2 separate regions of the Homo sapiens genome follow, and region 2 is linked to region 1. Evidence: chromatin contacts called from ENCODE Hi-C or POLR2A ChIA-PET data. All regions are on one chromosome and are shown on one strand. The core of a region is the stretch at or near the end of the contact, and the rest is flanking DNA. Distances in the headings are between cores, read along the strand shown. Region 1 holds the start of BCL6 (BCL6 transcription repressor). Region 2 overlaps TPRG1 (tumor protein p63 regulated 1).

What was found. Hi-C counts contacts between places; a loop is a spot of excess contacts on that map. ChIA-PET counts read pairs that join two places held with the same protein, here RNA polymerase II (POLR2A). Pooled maps may share reads with other maps.
Region 2: a loop to region 1 is called in a map of CD4-positive, alpha-beta T cell, with 8 times the contacts of the local background. The contact joins the enhancer-like site here to the promoter of BCL6 in region 1. A Hi-C loop is called at or near these places in 7 of 168 maps with a recorded cell type or tissue (CD4-positive, alpha-beta T cell, CD4-positive, alpha-beta memory T cell, CD8-positive, alpha-beta T cell and 2 more) and 10 of 50 pooled maps. POLR2A ChIA-PET finds 5 or more read pairs at or near these places in 5 of 52 experiments (CD4-positive, alpha-beta T cell, T-cell, activated CD4-positive, alpha-beta T cell and 2 more).

Annotation. Positions count from the first base shown.
Region 1 is chr3:187,744,163-187,746,785 of GRCh38, reverse strand. BCL6 (BCL6 transcription repressor) reads left to right here and starts at 1,318. Exons shown (of 10, transcript NM_001706.5): 1 at 1,318-1,376. BCL6-AS1 (BCL6 antisense RNA 1) reads right to left here. Exons shown (of 2, transcript NR_173091.1): 2 at 760-1,542. RefSeq lists an enhancer at 1,680-2,205.
Region 2 is chr3:189,323,550-189,326,172 of GRCh38, reverse strand. It overlaps TPRG1 (tumor protein p63 regulated 1), which reads right to left. Exons shown (of 6, transcript NM_198485.4): 6 at 869-2,623. Among named protein-coding and RNA genes, the nearest start is that of TPRG1-AS2, 84 kb to the right of the region's middle. RefSeq lists an enhancer at 908-2,107. Within about 2 kb of position 1,297, at least 6 of the 41 ENCODE cell types and tissues checked have a DNase peak (open chromatin) inside an H3K27ac peak, as active enhancers do; they include CD4-positive, alpha-beta T cell and CD8-positive, alpha-beta T cell, where a contact is called at or near this core.

The DNA.
Region 1 (2,623 bases), core at 69-2,568:
GAATTCCCTCCGGCTGATCTCTTAAACACAGACTGAAGAGATTTTTTTACAACGACCTTGAAACGAGCCTCGAAAACAAAAATCTCAAGACCTTAAGAGAAAACAAAACACAAACAGGTATTTGGCTCACAGAATTTTGTAGAAAACACACACATACCACCCCGCCACCCCCACCCTCCCCCCCACACACACGTTTCTTGCAACAAGAAATTTCCCAAGAGTCAACAATAACAGATTAAACCCACCACTTGCTGTCCTGGAAAGAAACAAACCAAACCAAAACAAATCCTTTGAACATTTCTCTGAAGTGCAGGAGAGACACACTTCAGCAAAAGTCCAAGGGGGAAAAAGAAAATTGCACCAAAGGAAAAAAAAAAAAAAAAAGTGGGGGCTGGGATTGTTACATATGGCCAAAAATTTAAGCTTCTTTCAATAGTATTAGTATTGAAATAATACATCTTTAAAACGCTTGAGGGATTAGATAGGGAAAGAAAAGGCACGTACAAAAAAATCCAACCGATGCCGATCCTGTGATTTACGTAACACCACAAACTTGCAAAAGGCAAAAAATCAGAAGCAAAAATCCATAAACCATCAAAATACAGAAACCAAAAATCCCAAGCCACCACACCAGAAAGAAAAAAACCCAGAACAACAGCAAAAACCCCTGTCCTAAATAAAAATAAAGCAAATGAACCCACCGAAAACTGCTTGGCAAATATTTTTCTCGTGGTGCCTAATATTCTAGTTGGAAAGAGCTGTGATGTTTATTTTATTTTATTTTTCTCTTACTCGCCTCTCTAACCCTACTATATATATAACATACTTTTCCCAGTGGTTCAAACCTCTCGCTCCCTTTTGTGCATTTAGCTCGATCTGCTGAGTTTATGGGTAAGAAAGAAGGAATTAGCCCCAGACCCCGGGAAAGCAAAGCGCACTCCCCCTCTTATGTCACCGAATAGCAAATTAGTTCTCAGAATTCCAGAGGCCGAGCTTTGCTACAGCGAAGGCGCCGACGTCACAGAGGAGGAGCCCACGTGATGGTGGCGGAGCAGGCCATACCATCGTCTTGGGCCCGGGGAGGGAGAGCCACCTTCAGGCCCCTCGAGCCTCGAACCGGAACCTCCAAATCCGAGACGCTCTGCTTATGAGGACCTCGAAATATGCCGGCCAGTGAAAAAATCTTGTGGCTTTGAGGGCTTTTGGTTGGCCAGGGGCAGTAAAAATCTCGGAGAGCTGACACCAAGTCCTCCCCTGCCACGTAGCAGTGGTAAAGTCCGAAGCTCAAATTCCGAGAATTGAGCTCTGTTGATTCTTAGAACTGGGGTTCTTAGAAGTGGTGATGCAAGAAGTTTCTAGGAAAGGCCGGACACCAGGTGATTATTGCTGTTGCTGCCGCCGCTGCTGCTGCTACTGCCGCCGCCGCCGCTGTTGCCGCTGGTGCCGCTGCCGCCGCCGCTGCTCATGATCATTATTTTACCTTTTAATTCTTTTTTTTTCCGCTCTTGCCAAATGCTTTGGCTCCAAGTTTTCTATGTGTATCTATTGATATAAATGTATATATTTATTTATTCTAGCTGTCAGGTGTTAAAATAAATGCCGAAGATTAGTCCCACGTCTCTCCCACCATAGGATATAGATTGTTATGTATTTATTATTATTATTGTTGTCTTTGAGTGAATCGGCCGGTTTGGGGAGGCTTTTGCCACCCTCCCTTGTGTTGTTTTGGTTTTTGGAAAGGAGGTGGAGGAGAGGAAGGAGGGGAATTAGGGGGCGGCCGGAGCAGAGAGGACGAGACAGTGCTTGGGGGGTGATTCGGGCTAGTCTGGGGGCTGTCTGGCCCCAGACCGCGGAGAGGACGCGCGCTCGCGCTCTCGCTCTTTCTGCTGCTGCTTGCGTACGGCTTGTGATCTCTCTGGATTCGTGCGGCTGTGTTTTTTCCCTCTTTTCTCGCTTGCAAACTGCTTTCCTTGCTCCGTCGCTCCTGGCCTCCGCTTCCCTCCCTCCTCTTTTTCCTCGCCTCTTCTTCCTTCCCTTCCCCTGTCCTTCTGGGTAACTCCGGGAGGCAAAAAGGGAGGCTGCCCGCTCGCTCGCCCCGCTGGCTCTCTTCCATCGGCCTCGGTCTTTTAGATTCCCTGCCTTCGAGCCGAACCGAGATTTGGAAGGAAAAAATGCAAGCGAACTCTTTGGGTTTTTGTTTTTGTTTTTTTGGTCATAAATCCAGATGAGATGAAGTATCGTGTCTACTATTTCCTTTCAGAGCCGTGATCTTCCTAATGAGAGCCGAGTGTTTTGGTGTTCCCTGCCCCTGTGTTTTGGGGAGCTTGGGGGCGGGGATGTTGAACACTTTGAAAATTATTCTTTCTTGGTTGTAGTCGAGGGAGTCGGGAACCTCCGCGCGCTCTCCCTGCTCATCCCGAGGAGAGAGACTGATGGCGGGACAGGGCTTCTTGGGGTGGGTGGGAAAGGGGTGCGCACTGCACCTGCGATGCCTTTCAGTGTGCGGGGGGACTCAGGGAACCTCGACAGGACAGCCTGGGAGAACGAGAAAGGTGGCGGGATTTCTGGCCGCTGCGGTGTTTGTATTTTGGGCGCTGCGTGACTCTGTGTTGGCTCCCAATGG
Region 2 (2,623 bases), core at 48-2,547, 1.6 Mb before region 1:
AACCTGGATTTTATTAATAACAGTATAGTGGCAAATAAAGAACAACTCCATTCTAATTTGCACTGATTAATCTATATATGAACTGCCAAGACAAGTGTTGAATATAATATTTTAAAAGAAGTGTTTACCAAACAGAATAGTCTACAAAGAAGAGACAAGCTCGATAAGGACTCTGGATAATGCATCATATTTAAAAATGATTGTGCTCACTGGAGTTTTGTCTCTAAATACAAAAATAAAACTACTGTCACTACCTTTTAGGAGAGCACCTGCCTTTATAGAAAGTGTGAATATGTGAACTAGGAAATTAATTTATTTGGGATACCTTCAAAGGAATATCTAGCATCAAATCTATACATTTCCAAGGAGAGAGGTTTGGGTGCAATGTCCAGAAAAACCTTCTACTTGTTGCTGTTGCTCAGTAGTGGAATTAACTGCTTTAGAAAGCAAGGAGTTCTGGGCTCTTGGAATGTTCACACAGAAGCTGATTTTCCATCTGCTGTGCATGCTCTGGTTGAGGGCATTCCTGCAACCTCAACCAAAGGAGGCTAAACTACATGACCTTTAAGATCCTTTCTAATCTCAGATTCCGTGAAGAGTGCTCAGACAATATTAAAAAAGGAAAAGGAATTTCTGAGATGCATGGGGTAAGCATTATGGGCAGGACACGACAGACAAGTTGGTGGTTCAGAACACTTGATCTCAACGCATCCACAATATATCATGATCTGTCATATCTACCTTAAAAACGTAGGAGTTAATTAAACTGGGCTTGCAAATTCCATTTGGCTTCACTGAAAAGGGGACTGAGATATTTACTAAGAGCTTTTTAAAATCGAATATAAAATAGCACACGAGATACAAGGTCTAGGTTGAGAAGCAGTCTCATGACTTTATTCCTTATATTTCACATTGGCAGCAGGCCTGCAATGAAATATGGCTCATTTTTTTTGGTCTTGGGCTTTGAGGCTAAAGAGAGGGTTTAGCAGAGGATATCATAATTCCTTTTTGTGGATACAGAAGAACCCTAAGCAGTTGCCAAAATCAGGTAGAATAAGACAAGTATTGGTCCACTCTCAGTAACTCCAAGGCCTCAGAGTTTTTCCTTAGCTTCTGGGGAACTGGTATCTACAAGGAAATCAAGAGGCCTAGTCCCCTAACTGCTTTCGGAGCACGTTGTGGGAGGTGCAGACCAAAGGTGAGTTTACACATCAGTGACTAAAGTTTCCTGCCACTAAGCATAAGAAGTCACTCATGAGCAGCGTCCCTAAACCACAGCTACAGGATGTGGGCACAAGCCCTTGTATAATTGTTGGCCAAGAGCCAATGAGCATTCATCCCTGTGCAAATACCTTGGCTTTTTTATGTTGTTGTTAACCTTTGAAAACCACAGGCATTAGTCTCTCTCTTTCTTCCCCTTGGCACAAGTCATCTTCTTTTCTCCAACTTGGTCTCTTGTGTGTAAAGAATTTCTGAGGAGCTTTTAAGCCTAAATTTAATACCTTTGCCCTCCCCCTCTCCTGCCCCACAAAATGCCAGCAGAGGTGAAGCTGCCTTACAAAATATCTGCTGGCTCTGCCAGCTTCCGCAGCTTTGTTTGGGCTTTTTTTATCAGATAGGAAATCGGAGAGCTCTATAAGTGTCCTTAGCCTTTAAGAAAATGATGGCAATTTCTGGAAATTCTTCCCAAACGACTGTGCCCTATTGTTTTCTCATTTCAAAATTATCTCAACAACTACGATACATCAATTCAGATGGCATGTCTTTCCCATGGAATACAGATATTATATTGGAAAGAGCAGTGGGCTAGGGATAGAAATTGGAAAATGTAGTCTAATCTCAGTATTTCCAAAAGTTCACCATCTTCTTTTTGAGAAATGTCTTTCTAGTTTCTAGGCCTTTGCTTCATTTTCTGTGAAATAAAAGCACTGAATTGACATGGTTTTTCTGCCTTCTTATCCCCAGAACTCTACAAACTGGCTTCCTAAGAAGGTTTAAACAAAGGCTGAATAAAAAATGGACCTCAAGGCAAATGATTCAGAAGTGCCAACTTATAAGTGAGCTTCTCTTTTCTGCCTTAGATGACCTTAAGATGACCAAAGGTCAGGCCTCCAAACAGGCCCAATTGACCACCGAGGAGTGAGTCCTGGTGATTGTTTAAAAGTCCTCCTGTTGTGTTAAAACATCTATCTGCTTTGAACTTTCTCACCCTCAGAACTGCCTACGATGTATCAGAAGATAGTGAGGCATTTGTCAGTGGAGCTGTTCAAGCAGTTTCTGAAATAAAGCTTATCAGAGATTTTTCAAGTGGAAATTCCTGAATGAGATAAAGACCGAATAATGAAGACCTCCAACCATGACATTTTGGTTATGAAATGCTTTGTACTCTACTTAATGTATCTTGCGTCTACTCCTATTATCAATCAAACTCATCATGCCATTTGCTAAACTGTAGTGGTAAGTTCAAATGATAGTCTGATAAAAACTCCAAGTGTACACATAGGTCCCCTGGGTTGTGGCTCCCTGTTGAGCTTAAGGACAAAGATCCCAAGTAAGAACACCAAGTGTAAAATGAGAAAACCATAATCAGTAGGTCGATGGTAATGAAGAAACAATTTCTGGA